Linked DNA regions of Homo sapiens: region 1 is linked to region 2. A link is a loop called in an ENCODE intact Hi-C map of the cell type or tissue named here. Cell type or tissue: PC-9. All regions are shown on one strand. Each heading gives the region's core, and the rest is flanking DNA. Links, peaks and the distances in the headings are about the cores only. Region 1 holds the start of CIDEA (cell death inducing DFFA like effector a). Region 2 has its middle 7.0 kb from the start of ANKRD62.

The links. A loop is a pair of places that touch in the nucleus more often than their neighbours do. Peaks named below come from ENCODE experiments on the same cell type or tissue, not always from the same donor. Only the 100,000 strongest peaks of a DNase experiment are listed, where the experiment ranks them.
Region 1: it touches region 2 in a loop (4-fold over the local background); 4 of 110 quality-filtered maps call a loop at or near these places.

Annotation. Positions count from the first base shown.
Region 1 is chr18:12,252,466-12,260,793 of GRCh38, reverse strand. CIDEA (cell death inducing DFFA like effector a) reads right to left here and starts at 6,433. Exons shown (of 5, transcript NM_001279.4): 1 at 6,373-6,433. The coding sequence starts at 6,410. It overlaps LOC105371996 (a long non-coding RNA gene), which reads right to left and starts at 5,781. Exons shown (of 2, transcript XR_935158.3): 1 at 5,363-5,781; 2 at 3,338-5,215. RefSeq lists enhancers at 2,035-2,535, 6,691-7,297. In PC-9, for the core only: no CTCF peak of the experiment used is centred there; DNase peaks (open chromatin) are centred at 2,543 and 4,993; H3K27ac peaks cover 5,155 bases.
Region 2 is chr18:12,082,690-12,091,017 of GRCh38, reverse strand. No RefSeq gene overlaps it. Among named protein-coding and RNA genes, the nearest start is that of ANKRD62, 7.0 kb to the left of the region's middle. RefSeq lists enhancers at 1,470-1,970, 4,118-4,850. In PC-9, for the core only: no CTCF peak of the experiment used is centred there; no DNase peak of the experiment used is centred there.

The DNA.
Region 1 (8,328 bases), core at 159-8,158, 170 kb before region 2:
ACTGCTTTTTGACTCTTAGAGCAGTTTTTCTGGATTAACTCACTGAATGCTAAAATACTAGGGAACACCTGCACGGATTGCCAATGCCTGTCACCTGCGATTTGGCACTTTATGACACACAGCCATCTATCCATGCTTTATTTTCTGTATGGATAAAGACTTCGTTGTTATATTTCCTGTAATACCTAGCTTAGTTGTAGGCACATACATTTTAGATAGTATATTATCTAACTTAAAGCTCTGCAAATGGATCCAAGTGAAAATTCAATGACTTACCAAATTGTTTGTAATATAAAAAACCGATAGTTGGCTGGGTGCAATGGCTCATGCCTGTAATCCCAGCACTTTGGAAGGCTGAGGCAGGAGGGTCACTTGAGCCCAGGAGTTAGAGACCAATCTGGGCAACATAGTGAGACCCTCATCTTTACAAAAAATAAATTGAAAAAAAAAATTAGTCAGGCGTGGTGGTGCATGCCTGTAGTCCTAGCTACTTGGGAGGCTGAGGCAAGGGGATTGCTCGAGCCCTAGATTGGGGCCACAGTGCACTCCAGCCTGGGCAAAAGAGTGACACTGTCTCTAAAACAAACAAACAAACAAACAAACAAACAAACAAACAAAAAACAGACCAAAAACCTGAGAGTAGAGTAACAAGCTGGCTCTCAAAAATCGCCTTGTTGAGTTCACGCTACCAGCTTGATCCCAGTTTCAGGCTTTCCATAATCGTGAGTGTTTGTGCCTTCTCCAGGTGCCTCACCAACAAAGTGTCGTTCTAGAACCAGACCAAGGTCATTGGCAAGAATTTGGTCTGGAGTATCCTTGGCCAGGATGACATCAGGGCCTCATAACTGCTGGCATCTAAGCACCATGGCCAGCAGTGTATTAGCAATTTCAGCTCTTGTTAATGTTAGTTCAATTTTTGTTTGTTTGTTTTTGGAGACAGAGTCTCGCTCTGTTGCCCAGGCTGGAGTGCAGTGATGCCATCTGGGCTCACTACAGCCTCTGCTTCTCGGGTTCAAGCAATTCTCCTGCCTCAGCCTCCTGAGTAGCTGGGGTTACAGGCGCCCGCTACCATGCCTGGCTAATTTTTGTATTTTTAGTAAAGAAAAGGTTTTCACCATGTTGTTCAGGCTTGTCTCCAACTCCTGACCTCGTGATCTGCCCACCTTGGCCTCCCTAAGTGCTGGGATTACAGGTGTGCACCACCATGCCCATTAATTCAATATTAATTAATATTAGCAAATTATCCTCACAACCTTGCAAGGAAACTATTGCCCCACTTCACGGATGAGAAAACTGAGGCTCAGAGTGGCTTCTCCAAGTGGGCCAGTCAATAAGGGAAAAAGATAAAACCTGATCCCAGGTCTGTCCAAAGCCAAGACTTTTTTTGGTTGTGGGAGCAGGTTGTTTTGTTATCCATCCTCTGAACTTCAAATCTCAAGCAATAAACATCTATCTAGAGGGCTGTGCGGAAAAGCTGCTCTATGGCTGAAAGCACAGCAGCGCTTCGAGTTCATGCCCTCAACGCCTTTCCCTTCTGGGTAGACAAAGTTGCTACACAGTTTGTTTTCAATGAGGCAAGCCCGAGGGAAATGTGCTGGGTTGGGGCTCCGGACCTGTCAGAATGACCCGCACACGTTTGCCAGGGACCCACCTAGCCAATCAGAGCCTCGCCCGGCCGGGCTGTGCACCAACGCGGCCCCAGGACTGGCACACAGCTTCTGAACTGTCACCTCGATTAAGAGAGTGACGCAGGGTTCTCAGTTACACAATGCCATAAACAACACTGCTGTGCTGACACCACGGGGAATTCGGGCACACTCTCACTCCTGGTGACCCGGGGGGAGAGGGCGGTGAGGACGGGCTGTGTTACATTTCACGTTCAGAACCCTGGCGTCGCCTCCACCTCATCATGGCAGCTGAAATTTAAACTAGCTGAAGTCCCCTCAAGGAGGGTGACAGAAAGGCCCAAGTGCCGCTGGATGCCAAACCCTCGTGTGTGAGAGCTAGCGCCTTGCCTTACCACTCCTTGGGATCCACCTTACAGTGAAACCTAGGCCTGGGGAAAGCAGGAGGCGAATCGTCAGGGCAGCAAAGGCTAGACCAGGGTCTGAATCCAGCTCCGGCTTCCACCCAGCGGTGCGGCACCTGGCCAGAAGACGCGGCTCCCACAAGAGAGAAGGGCCCGGCCTCAGCAGCGAGAAAGAGCCCCTCTTCGCCCCCAAGGCAGGAAGTCACCACAGTCTTGCACAAGGCCTCTAGCATCTGTCTCACGGAGTCTGGCGGTGCATCTCCTACTTTCCCACAGCGCCTGTCAGCACGCCATCTATTTACTGAGTGAAAGATGCTAGGCCAAAATCAGAGAAATGAGAGAACATGGTCCATGTCTTCCAATGCTAGGTCCAGCCCCAGTGGTCAAAGGCGCAGCCCTGGCCCTGCATCTCCTCATTGGACGAACATGCTCACGCCTTCGTAAGCACCTGTGCTCCGGTGACCTGGCCCAGATGATTAATTCCAGGTTCCTGCGGTCTTTACCTGTCTGACAAGATAAGAGCTGGCAACCATTTCTGGTTCTCCCTGCCTTCACCTGCCCTCAAGATTGCCATCGTCAGTGAAAAAACACCTATTGTTCTCACCTGTAGCATTTCCAAACCAAGAGCTGCGTCACTGCTGGAGGAAAGGCTGGTGGGGGCACAGAGGAAAGGAAATTTACACCCCACCTTCTTGTCAAGGAGGAGGTGAGTGATTTCTGGGTCAAATTATGTAAAATCAAGGCTGTCTCATATGTAACACAGAAAGGGGTTGAATGAGATGTTCTGCACGCCAGGCCTATGTACTCCAGGACCCTACAGGTACCGAATCTGCTGCTACATGAACAAGCCACCGTCTCCACCCAAGTCACCTCCAGCCCGCTGAGTAGAGTCATCTCTATCACTGGCCATCAGCACCGTGCCTAAAAGCAGGGCCACTGAGCGGCCCTAGGATCCTGCGTTTAGACACACCACACATGAGAACTGCCGCTCCTAATTCCTGTGAAAGTGGGGGCACACAACCACAGGAAACAGAAAGGGAAATAACCCTCTAACAGGGAAGATATAAGGAAACAGTTTGTTTAAGGAAGTAGGCTGTTTCACAGAAATCCAGAGAGGAAAAGTCAGACTTCATAGAACGCTGTGAAACGGCATGTCTCTCAGGAACAGGTGGGAAGGGAAGGTTTTGTATTCTGCCCCGAGGGAGGCAGGGCGCCGCCAACTTCCAAAAGTGTGTGAAATACACCAACAAGCCACAGACTGACAGTAGACCTGAACTCTTCTCCAGTAAAACAAACCTGAGCCGTACAGAGAATTAAAAAGCTTTCTTTACATGCCACCTATGGAGGAAAAGGGCCCAGTATTAAGGTCTTCCTCAAAGTGAAATATTTTGGTGTCATGGGTGAGGGGGCAGCAGTACAGGCTGTGTAAAATAGTGCCTGGGAATATTCAGGGGGCAGTGATGGCTGAGGGAACTCTGCATCTCATCATTAGGAAGAAAAAGAGGCAGCCACCGTGGGAGGAAGAAGCAGTACACAGGAATTGGACAGAAGCCAACCGAGCACTGTCACCAAGAGCAGCAGGGAATGCCAAGGAGGGAAGTGTGAGGTCAAGCACAGCCACGCAGAGAAGGAAGGGAGGGCTGGGAAAGTGCTCCACAGGCCTGGAGAAGAGTCCCTGAGCTGTAGAGACAGTGTCAGAGGATGGTGGGGTCAGTGGCAGGAAGCAGGGAAGCAAGTGCTGCCTTGACGAGACTTCCTGCTGCCCGGCTCCCCTAGGGCTCTTGGACGTGACATATGCAGGTGGGAGCACACCTACCCCCCAGATAAACTCGCCCCGACAAGGACTGCCTGGTTCATGGCTCAGTTCTTCGCAAGCTACCTAAAGGCTTGACATTATCAAGTGTTCAATACATGACCATGAAGTCTTTGAACACTTTGCAGTTTCGTTAAAATAAGAATTTAAATTCAAGAAGCAGAAAGCTGAGAGATTGACTTGTAGCATACTTAATTCCTTACTAATGTCACTAAGAAGACTGGTGAAATTTGTACTGAAATAGCAGCACAAAACCTAGAGTTCCTTGTTCAAGGAAAGGAAAAATGTGCTAGATAGCTATGAAAGCAGCCATTTCACACGAAGCTTATAACATGTACCAGCTTCATAACAACTTCAGCGTTTGGCAGGAATGTTATCACTGGCAGAACACAGGAACAGAGCAGACTTTGTCTGTGATAGTCAACCTGCATGTGGACCTCCTTGATGTCTGGAGCTTTGTTGTGAGACCTCAGGCTGCTTTCCTCAGGACCAAGGCCCCTAACGATTCTAGCTGACTAACAAATGCCTGGGTTAAGGTTTCACCACTGACTACAAGTACCTGATTTTTAAAAATTTTTGTGCACATTGATTCGGTTCTTTCCTTGGTAAAATGTAGTTACTAATAAAGACAGAATTATGACATCCTGGACCTGGTTTAAATTAAGGAACCCTGAGAGGAAGCCGAAGTCCAGCAAGAGCACAATTAGCAAATATGTTAGGACCTGGCCTCTGGCTCTTTTGCCCGGACAGGGTTTTAGAGAGGGGCAGGGAAGAAAAGGTGTTTTCCCTTCAACAAGAATTACAGATTGTTTTCTTCCAGTTTAGTTTGGTAACAGGTAGATTTCACAGAATGACAGTAGTCCAGCCTGGGAGCAGGTAGATTTCACAGAATGACAGTAGTTCAGCCTGGGAGCAGGTAGATTTCACAGAATGACAGTAGTTCAGCCTGGAAGCAGGTAGATTTCAAAGAACTGCAGCAACAGCTTGTCCATAACAGGTAGAGTCATTCACTCCTGGGATGAGCCAAGCTGGAAGGAATGTGTCCTAGGAGACTCAAGGTTTCCCAATGTTTCATTTGTCAACAGCTCATAAGCAAGTCACTTCCACTTCACACGACCTCACAGAGACCCCACACAGATGCATTTTGGATTTTGGTGAGCTGTTATAATAGTCAGAGGCAGGGACAGGCTCAGCCTGAATCCTGCTCAGAGGCCAACCAGGATTGGTTAGTGCGAGTCAGCCCACACCTCCTTCCCCCATGCTCCGGAGGAACAGTGGGTGTGTTGTGAATTCACTGGAAAAGTGGTTGGAAGGACGCATTCCAAACTGCTAAGACCTCCCCTCCTGGAAGTGGGACTGTGGTGTGGATGGTTCTGGAAGAACGCAAAAGATACAGGGCCCTGACCTTTAGGCCTAAGCGTGTTAATGACCATACACGAAGCAGGTGTTTCTCAGCGTCCCCCTGCCACCGCCCCGACTTGTACTGTGGGCTTATTTTTAAAGAGAAAGATGCTTCTAACCTGCAGTGTCTACAACAGCTCCCATTTAAGAACCCGGGATTGGAAGCTCATAGATTGCGTTTCGTAGCCGGACCGCTCCCTTTCACACATGTAGTCTCTCTGCCCGCCACACGTAGCACACACAGTGGGACCCGGCGCCGCTGAACGCCTGCACCTTCAAGCCCGCAAATGGTTCTCTATCCTTTTCCAGGTACTTGATCTTCAGAGAAACACGATCTCCCTCTTAGACCTTACTTTACAGTTGCTGCCACGCAATGACTTAGGATTTTACCAAGAATTGGCTTGGGTCTGTTGGGATATGAATATTAACCCAAGCAGGAAAATAGCCAATGCTGCCTGTTCGACCACGAGCGGGTGCGAAGCGCAGGGAAGACTCCTCAGGGTCCACCCGCCCCTTGTCCCCCCTGCTCCCCAGGCAGCGTCTCCGCCCTTGGACCCGGAGGCAAGGAGGAGCGCTTCTCCCAGCACCACCAACCTGGAGGGCTCCGCCGGACGGTTGGGGCCTCCCCTCGGAGACCAGAGCCCGCGCTTCCAGGAGGGGCCAAGCCTGGGCCCCTCCCGCGCCCAGCTCCCGTTGTGATTTCCAGGACCCCCAGAAGCCCGGTCCCCTCGCATCGCGGAAGCTTTGCTCGGGGTTCCTGGGACCGGACCCTCTTCTGCGCCCGCGACTGCAGCAGCGGCCAGAGATGCATGCAGCCACTCGCCAGCTGTCACCTGGTTTGCAGACGCCCGCGCACCTCGCAAGAGCCACACCTGGTACCTGTGCCCAGCTGCAAGAGGGTGAGGAGGCGCGGGACGGGATTGGGCTCTGCCCGCGGGCGCGGCTGGACGGCTTGGGCACCAGTGGGGCGGATGGGTGTGTGCGCGGGGTCGCGGAGCGCAAGAGAATGCGGGGAGCAGGGGGCTGAAGGGAGCGGGGTACGGTACTAGAGGCGCACAGGGGAATATGAGGCCACCGAACGCAAGGCGATTGGAAGCGCACGGCAATCAGGGGGACGCGGGGCACTCGCCTGATGAGGGCTCCTGCATAGTCCCGGGCGGCCTCCATGGCGCGGATCCCCTAGCGGGCCTGGAGGTCTGTCTGCCTGCACAGCCTCTTAAAGTGCGGCGGCCCCGCCCCCGCCCGCCTGCCAGCCCCGCGAAGGCCTGACTGGCGCAGGGGAGGACGTTTTGGCACGAGCTCTCCACCGCCGAGGATCGCGACTTCGCGCTCTGGGAGCCCCCGGTCGTCCTGGCTCCCGCAGCCTGGAGCCGCGCGTCCTTCGCTGCCTTGGGCCGTACCGAGGACCTTGGAAGCCCAGATGCTCCCCGGGTCTCTTTTGGTCACTTGCCAGCCTGTTCGTTTTGCACTTCTGGGGGTCGGGGCAGTTGGGGTCATAACCAATCCTGGCAGCATCACTTTGGCCGCGGAAAGACGGGTATGTGGATTTTAAACCCAGGCCACGGGTGGGGCAGGTGAGGAGACGGATGTGAGCGCCACTTGCCTCCAGCTCTGGAGTCCCCCAGAGCCCAGCCCCAGGCTCAGCGAGCCGCTGGTTCCCTGCAGGGATGCGGAAGCTGCCGCAGACACCGGGACCTGCAGCCCTTCAGGTTCTCCGAGGCGCCTGGGCTTCCTGCCCGCTGCGCTGCTCTCAAGGCCATGTCATGAGCATTTGGGGACAGTGAGAAGGGCATGCAGAACGGGAGGGGAAAGGAGCCTTTGGACTGCATGAATTGCCTTTTAGCTGTAGTAAGGGACCCTCGCAGAGTGAGGAGGCAAAGAGTGAACCCCGCTGGGGCTGGGGGACTTCCGTCCACACCCTGCTCTCATGGTTGTTCCCATCGGAAGACGCAATTAGGGCCTCTGAGACCTCCGAGGAAGGCGGGCAGTTACAAGGGGTTCCCAGAACCCCTCACTACAGGACTGAAGAGGTGGGCTCAGTGTTGAGGGGTGGGACTCGGGCAGTAAGAGGTGTAACTTTCTGGGATGGAGGCTTGCTAGGATATCCTCTCGTGCCCAACTGCTGACTGCCGCCTGGAAACAGCGTTTCGGGAGCTGCAGCGGGACCCTCGCCGGCTCCTCCTGAGCCCACCTGGTTTGAGCAGACTGACCTGATCTCTTAAGACCTGACCCTATGCCCGCCCTCTTCCTCCGCTGGCTCTCAGAAAGGGTCACCGTGGTCAACAAGCCTTGTGACTTGCAGGACTGTTGAAGCCAAAGGCAATTGCCTTCCAGAGTCAAGGACTCCGCCTGCTGGGAACACCCAGCTCCAGGCTCACAGGGGGCAGCTTCCCCCAGAGGCACTGAGCGGACACAGCTTTAGGAGGTCATTCACTGCCCCTCCCACTCACAGCCCCAATGTGATGGATGAGAAAATGGGTCCAATCAATTCAGGTCAACTTACCTCTAACCTTTTTATTGTGAAAAAGTTCAAATATAGAGATACATAGAAAGAACAGGGCTGAGGGTACTGGCTTACATCTGTAATCCCAGTACTTTGGGAGGCCAAAACAGGAGGATGGCTTGAAGCCAGGAATTTGAGACCAGCCTGGGTAACACTGTGAGACTACTATCTCTACACAAAAATAACGATAATTAGCCAAGCATGACGGCGAGCACCTGTAGTGCTAGCTACTCAGGAGGCTGAGGAGGGAGGATCACCTGAGCCCAGGAGTTTGAGGTTGCAGTGAGCTGTGATCATGTCACTGCACTCCAATATGGGCAACAGAGTGAGACTTTCTCTCTAAAGAAAGAAAAAAATCTGTTTGTGTGTATATATCTATCTATCTATATATAAGATAGATAGATAGATAGATAGATAGATAGATAGATAGATAGATAAGAGAGAACAGTACAATGAGCACACTTACACCCAGCCCCTGGATTCAACCACTGTTAACATTTTGACATATTTCTTTGTTCTTTATATTTGAATTTGAACCCTTCCAAATTAAATCCTTTAGCTTGCATCTCTGGAGAAACAAGG
Region 2 (8,328 bases), core at 97-8,096:
TCGCCTCCCAGGTTCAAGTAATTCTGCTGCCTCAGCCTCCTGAGTAGCTGGGATTACAGGCACGCACCACCACACCTGGCTAATTTTTGTATTTTTAGTAGAGATGGGGTTTCACCATGTTGGTCAGGCTGGTCTCAAACTCCTGACCTCATGATCTGCCTGCCTCGGCCTCCCAAAGTGCTGGGATTACAGGCATGAGCCACTGTGCCCGGCCTCCACAAAGAGATTTTCACAGCGGTATGAGGTCATGGAGACACTCAATAGCATGATGTCATCATTCCACAGTGTACGCGTGGACCAACATGTCCCAATCTATCCTCACAGTGTAATCATTTACTATTTGGCAAATGCGATTCAAGAAATATGAATAAGCAATGGTAAAACTCACGTGAGACCATGAAATTTCCTAAATTTCCAAAGCAATCCTAAGACGTCCAGACTCCATCGCATGCATCACACTCCCCGATTTCCAGTGTCAGGGAAAAGCTAGGGACCCGTTTCCACCACACAGACCAGTGGAACAGAAAGGAGGACTCACAAGTACACCCACACACCAAAAACCACCTGATCTTTGATAACATCCAGGAAGATAAGCCATGCAGAAAGGACTCTCTATCGAATCAATGGTGCTGGGAAAGTGCACAGCCACGTGCAAAGGAATATCCCTGGGCCCTTACCTTCACCCTATACAAAAATCAACTCAAGGCAAATGAAGGATGCCAATGGAAGGCCTTGAGCTATAAAAATCCTACAAGAAAACCTGAGAAATACCCTTCTTGACATGGGCTTGGGCAAAGAATTGATACGGCTGAGTTTCCCAACAGCAACGCCAAAACAACAGGGCTTAACAAGTGGAATCTAATAAACTTCTGGAAGAGCTGACTCAGAGCAAAAGCCATCACCAAACAACTGAACAGACAAGCTACAGAATGGAAGAAAGTGTGTGCAAACTGTGTATCTGACCAATGTTTTATAACCAGAATCCTATAAGGAACGTAAACAAATCAATCACCTATTTTTGTGCATTTTTAGTAGAGACAGGGTTTCACAATGTTGCCCAGGCTGGTCCCGAACTCCTGAGCTCAAGAGATGCGACAGCCTTGGCCTCCCAAAGTGCTGGGATTACAGGTGTGAGCCACTGCGCCAGGCCAAGTATTTAACCTCTTTATGACTGTTTCTTACATTTGGAAGTGGGGATGCTGTAAGTACCCAGCCTATAGAGTTATTGTGAGAATTAATGCCTCACATATATACAAATTTATACAGCTATACTCTTAGAACAGTACCAGGAGCAAAGAAAGTACTGGTTAAAATTTTAGCGATTATTAACTACTACAAATACTATTACTATTATAAATAGCATATGATGTATTATTACTACTATAGTTATCTTAAAAATCTAAAATAAAAATTTTAAATAATATTCTAATGTAATCTGTCAGGGTTAGGGTAGAACCAGTTCAGGGCCAGGGCCAGGGCCATGGCAGGACCAAGGTCAGGAACAGGGGTCAATGCCAGGCCAAGGCCAGGGCTAGGGCCAGGTCTGTGCTAGGGCCAGTGTGAGGGCCAAGGCAAGGTCAGGGCAGGGCCAAACTCAGGGCAGAGGAGGGTACAGCAGGCCTAGAGTAGCACAGGGCGAAGGCAGGGCAGGGCCAACCAGGGCAGGTCTATGGCTGGGGCAGGGCCAGGGCCAGAAGCAGGGTAGATGTAGGGCCAGGGCAGGGCCAAGACAGTGGCAGCTCCAGGGCAGGGCCAGGGTTAGGACCACGGTCATGTCCAAGGCCAGTGCCAGGAAAAGGGGAAGGGCAAGGGCGGGGCCAGGACAGGTACCTGGCAGGGCCAGGGTCTGGGACAGGGCCATGGTAGGGCCAGGGCCACAGCCAGGTCTGTGCTATGTCCAGGCCCAAGACAAGACTAGGGTGAGGGCTAAGGTAGGGCCAGGGCAGGGTCAAAGCCAGAGTAGGGCAAGGACAGGGCCAGGGCAGGGTGATGACACAGCCAGAGCACGGCAGGGCATGTGGTGCCAAAACCAGGGGCCGACCAGTGCCAGCTCAGGGCCAGGAAAAGGCCAGGGCCAGGACAGAGCCAAGAAAGGGTCTGGGTCAGGGCCAGAACCACAGCAGAGCAGGGCCAGGGCCAGGGCCATGGCAGAGTCAGGGCAGGTACTTGACAGGGCCAGAACCAGGCCATAGTGAGGGCAGGGCAAAAGCCAAGGCAGGGTCAGGGCAGGTCCAGGGAGGGGCCAGCGCCAGGCAGGGCCAGGGCACAACCAGGGCAGGGTAAGGCAGGGCAACAGTACCAATGGGCCATGGCAGGGTGAGGTCAGCGCCAGGAGAGGACAGAACAGGCAGGGCCATGGTGTGGCCAGGGCAGGAAAGAGCCAAAGCAGGGCCAGGACAAATCAGGGCGAGGACATGTCCAAGGCCAGCTCAGGGCCAGAACAGGACCAGGACCGTGACCATTGGCAGGACCAGGGTCACGACAAGAGACAGGGCCAGAGCCAAGGCAGGGCCAGTGCAGGTTCAGGGAAGGTCCTGGCCAGGGCAGGGCAGGACCGGGACAGGCCAGGTAATGGTAGGGCAGGTCCAGGGCAGGGCCAGGCTGAAGGCCAAGGCCTTGCCCAGAGCAGAGCCAAGGCAGAGGCAGGGCCACGGCATGGCAGAGCCAAGGTAGCACAGGGCCAAGAAAAAGCCAGGGCAGTTAGGAGCCAGGGCAGGGCCAGGACATTGCCAATACCAGGGCAGGGCCAGGGAATGGCCAGGGCAGAGCCAGGACCATCACCATGGCAGGGGCAGGACCAGGTTTGGGGCAGGAGCAAAACACGGGCAAGGACAGTGCAGGTTCATGGTACAACCAGGGTCCAGAACAGGGGCAGGGCAGGGCCAAGGAAGGGTCTGGGCCACGGCAAGACCAGTGACAGGGCTGGGGCTAGGACGGTGACAGGGCCAGAATCAGGGGAAGGGCCAAGCAGTGCAAGGCCAGGGTGGGGCCAGGCATTTCAGGGTCAGGGCCAGGGCAGAACCAGGGTAAGGTTTCAAGCAGGGAAGGGCCAGGGCCAGGACAGGAGCAGGGTCTGGGGTAGGGCAAGGGTAGGGCCAGAACAAGGGCAGGGCCAGAGCAGGGTAAGGGTCAGGGCCAAGGCCAGGGTAGGGACAGGATGAGAAATATGGCAGGACCAGGGGTAAGGCCAAGGCCAGGGCTGAGTCAGGGCAGGGAAGGGCGTGGTATGGCCAGTGCAGGACAGGACCAGAGCTGGTCCATAGACAGGGCAGGGCCCATGATGCCAAGGCAGGGCCAGGCTAGTGCCAGGGCTGAGGCAGTGTCCGAGGATGTCCAGGGCACAGCCAGGTCCAGAGCCAAGCCAGGGAACAGCCAAGTCAGGGTAGGGCAGGGCAATGGCAAGGCTGGGTCACTGCCGGGACAGGGCAGAACAGGGCAAGGTGATGGTAGGGGCAGGGCAGGGATAGGCCAAGGCAGGGCCAGGTCACTTCAGGGCCAGGACATCTCCAAGTCCAGTTCAGGGCCAGGGCCAGGGCTATGGCAGGACAAAGGCCAGGGCAAGGGCCAGGGCCAGAACCAGGTCTGGGCTACGGCCAGGTCCAGAGCACGGCCTAGCCAAGGCTAGCGTGAGGGCCAAGGTAGGTCCATGGCAGGGTCAAACCAGAGTAGGACAAGGGCAGGTCCAGGGCAGGGTGATGACACAGCCAGAGCACGGCAGAGCGTGTGGTGCCAAGACCAGGGACCGACCAGTGCCAGCTCAGGACCAGGACATTTCGACCATGGCCAGGGCAGAGCCAGGAAAGGGTCTAGGTCGGGACCAGGACTAAGGCGGAGTAGGGCCAGAGCCATGGCAGAGTCAGGGCACGTCCCTGGCAGGGCCAGGTCCCAGGCCAGGGATATGGCAGCAGCAGGGACAGGGCCTGGATAACGGTCAGGGCCAGGGATATGGAAGGACCAGGGTCAGGGCCAGGGCCTGGGCGGGGCCAGGACAGGGCCAGAACCAGGCCATAGTGAGGGCCGGGCAAAAGCCACGGCAGAGTCAGGGCAGGCCCATGGAGCGGCCAGTGCCAGGAGGGGCCAGGGGACAACCAGGGCAGGGTAAGGCAGGGCAATGGCACAACTGGGCCATGGCAGGGCGAGGTCATTGCCGGCAGAGGGCAGAACAGGCAGGGACATGGTGGGGCCAGGGCAGGGACGGGCCAAGGCAGGGCTGGGACAAATCAGGGCCAGGACATGTCCAAGTCCAGGTCAGGGCCAGAACAGGACCAGGACCATGACCTTTGGCAGGGCCAGGGCCATGGCAGGCCCAGGGTCAGCACAAGGAGCAGATCAGAGCCAAGGCCGGGCCAGCACAGATTCAGGGAAGGTCCAGGGCAGACGCAGGGCCACAGCCTGAGCCAGGGAAGGGCCAGTGCAAGGGCAGGGCCAGGGCAGGGACACAATAACACAGGGCTAAGACAGGGCCAGGGTGGGGCCAGGGCAGGGTAGGGCAGGGCCAAGACAGCCAGGTAACAGTAGGGCAGTCCAGGACAGGGCGGGGCCAGGCTGAATGCCAATGCACCGGCCCTCCCTACAAGGCTCCTGCCACCTGGCCACTGCCGCAGCTCCACCACTGCCATAGGCCTGCCCCCACCCTGGCTGCTGCCACCTGCCTTCCTAGTGTTGCCACCCTCCTACCTCTCTGGCATGCTTCAGTGAGGCGAGCTGCAGTGTTGCAACCTTCAGTGTATGGCAGGTGTCTCCTCCTCCTCCTGGCATGGAGCAGCTGGGCAGACAAAGCCAGAAGAGCCTAGAGGAAGATGCAAAGGGTGGTAGCGTCAGAGCCTCACCTTGTCATGTGAGCCACTGGGTGGCAGAGGCCAGTTTCAGCAAAGGCACTCACACCCAGCCTCCAAAGTCCAGCCTCTCCTTTTGGCCCAAGCTAGCCAGGAACTGGGGCCTAAGGTGGGTGCTGGAGACACCACAGATCCCAGCTCCCCACTCCACAGGAGCCGCTGGGCCCACCGGGGCTGCACTCCTTGTTGAGCAGGAGCAGCAGAAACTCAGAGATCAAGCCAACCCTCTGCATCCAGGTGCCAATTCCCATTCTGGACGCCTCCACGCACAGGGCCCTGTTCCCTGTGGTGTCCACTACTCCATACCCAGAGGTGCCAGGCAGGCTCTGTGGCACAGACCCAGAATGCACAGGCCCAGTAACCATGGCAGGTGTGGGCTCTGCCATGCTTAGGATTCCCACGGAAACACTGTGCACCTGCCACACTCCAGTATGAGCAACAGGAGGTCGCCCTCTGGAGTGTGGAGTCCAGGGAGAGGAGAATTGCTCCTTCCTTGGATGCCACCACTGTCGCTGCCACCTCTACCAACCACCGCCAGCAGTGCAGCCCCCAACAGCACCCAACTAGCCCCCCTCCATGGCTAGTCCTGCCTCAATAGCGCCCCCCACTTCCACCCCCAACAAAGCCGCCAGCAGCATAGTACCTGATTAGTGCCCCTAACCTGTCCTCCTCCACGGGCACTGCAGCCCCAGAGAGCACCCATAACCCACTCCCCGCCATGGGCAGCACAGCCCCATATAGTGCTACCAACAGGTACACCCAACGCAGGCAGTGACACCTCTGAGAGTACCCCCAACGCACCCCCCACTGTGAGAAGTCCAGCCCCAGATAGCCCCTGTCGTACCACTCTGGTAGTGCTGCAGTCTCTGTCGCCGCCACCACCAACCACAGTGAGGCGAGCCGCTGCGCCACAGGCTCTAGCCTCCAGCTGCCAGGCACAGAGCAGCTCTTGCTGACGGCCGCCTCCTACCACTTCAACCACGCTGCTGTCTCCATGGCCATCTTCTTTGACTACAAAGGAATAAAACTAGATATAAGTAAGAGAGTGATTTTGGAAACCATACAATCACATGGAAGTTAAACAATCCATTCGTGAATGAATGACTAGTGGGTCAATGAAGATACTAAGATGGCAATTGAAAAATTTCTTGAAACAAATGGTAATGAAAACACAATATACCAAAACTTATGACACACAAAAAGCAGTAGAAAGGCAGAAATGTATAGCTATAAGTGCCTACCATCCAAACAGAAGAAAAACTTCAAATAAACAATACACCTTAAACAACTAGTAAAGAACAAACTAAACCCAACATAAATAATAAAGATTGTAGCAAAAATAAAATTGAAATAAAAAAACACAAGACTAAACAAAAAGTTGGCTTTCTGGAAAGTTAAACAAAATTGACAAACTTTTAGTCAGGCTAACTAAGAAAAAGAGAAGATTCAAATAAATAAAATCAAGAGATAAAAAAAGGAGACATTACAACTGATGCTTCAGAAATGCAAAGGATCATAACTGCCTATTTAATAGGCCAATTAATTAAAAAGCCTAGTAGAAACTGACAAATTCCTAGACGCATACAATCTACCTAGGTTGAACCATGAAAACATCGAAGACCTGAACAGATCGGTAACAAATAATGAGATTGAAGCCATCAGAAAAAGTCTCCCAGTAAAGAAAAGCCCAGGAACCGATGGCTTCACTGCTGATGGCTTCACACCACACATTCACAGACCTAGTACCGATCCTACTCAAAGCTATTTTGAAAAACAGGAGGGCAGACCTAGTACCAATACTACTCAAAACTATTTTGAAAAACAGGAGGGAATACTTCCAAACTTATTCTATGAGGCCATTATTACCATAATACCAAAATCAGACAAAGACATCAAACAAGGAAACTACAGGCCAGTATCTCTAATATTGATACAAAAATCCTCAACAAAATGCCAGCAAATCAAATTCAACAATACATTAAAAAGATAATTCATCATGACCAAGTGGGATGTATCCCTGAGATGCAAGGGCCATTCAACACAAAATCAGAGGGATACACCATATCAACCGAATAAAGGACAAAAACGGTACAATCGTGTCAATTGAAACTGAAAAAGCATCTGATGAAATTCAGCATCCCTTCATGCTATAAATAAATCATCAAAAATCTGGATACAGAAGAAACATACCTCACCATAATAAAAACCACACGAGAGAGACCCACAGCTAGAATCACATGGGATGGGGATATATGGAAAGCTCTTCCTCTAAGATCTGGAACATGATAAGGATGCCCACTGTCACCACTGTTACTTAACATAGTACTGGAAATCCTAGCTGAAGCAAAATCCTAGCTAAAGCACACACCAAACCGTCCCCCTCCCCGCACCCCATAGCGCCCTCAACCCGAAACATCCCACCCGCCCCCGTGGGCAGTGCAGCCCTGGATAGTACCCTTAACCCTCCTCACTGCTGCCGGCAATACAGTCTGGGATAGTGCCCCCAACCCGCTCCCCGCCGAGGGAAGTGCAGCCCCAGATAGGGCCCCCAATTAACCAATAGTGACATTTTACTTTGCCAATATTAAGATGATCTTCTGTTGAAATTTAGCTGAAATCTGTTTAACCCCAGAAATGGCTGAACTAAAACTGTAGAATTGATTATGACATATGAGGTGATGAAGCTGACCTACGTAGGGATGAAATGACATAGTATCTGAGATCTTCTTTAAAATGTTTCAGCCAAAATAAATACATAAAGTAAGTGTGGCAAAGATTTATTGGAGCTGGGGAGTGGATGAGTGACCTTTTTCTGCTATTATCTCTATTTTTGTGTATGTTTGAGATGTTTGATAATATGAAAGAAGGATCAAGGGAAAGATGCTTTAGAAAAAGATTTCACACGGAACTGAAGCTGTGCATGACTTTCCATTCTTTAAGTTGGCCTGTGGGATTTGACCATCCCAAATCAACTTCCCGCAATACCTTAAGAATGATGAGCACTTACTGAGACAGCAAACAGCGATGGTGCTGATGTGACTGGAAGTGTAGGTAGAGGAATAAATCATCCTTGAATCATGTAACAAATGGCAAAGAAAGTGCTACCACAGTGGGTCTGGTGATGTGCTATTCTCTATTGCTACAATAGAAATAATGCATTTTCAAGTATTTTATTATTTCCTTTATATCCTTTAAGTGCTCTGTCAGCTTGATCAATACAGAGAAAAACACATTTTCACTATGATAAAAAGAACTAGTCAAAACCTACTGTGAGAGTAAAATAAAATTAAAATGACTTTTTTTCTTTCAATAGCCTTATTTCCATTGAAAGTTTGAGATAAGATGCTAAATGTCACAGGTAGAAAGCTGTGCAAAATTCTGCGCTTCAATTCCAAGGGTAGGTGGTTTAGAAACTGCATTGACCGGCCAGGTGCAGTGGCTCACGCCCGTAATCCCAACACTTTGTGAGGCCGAGGTGGGCAGATCATCTGAG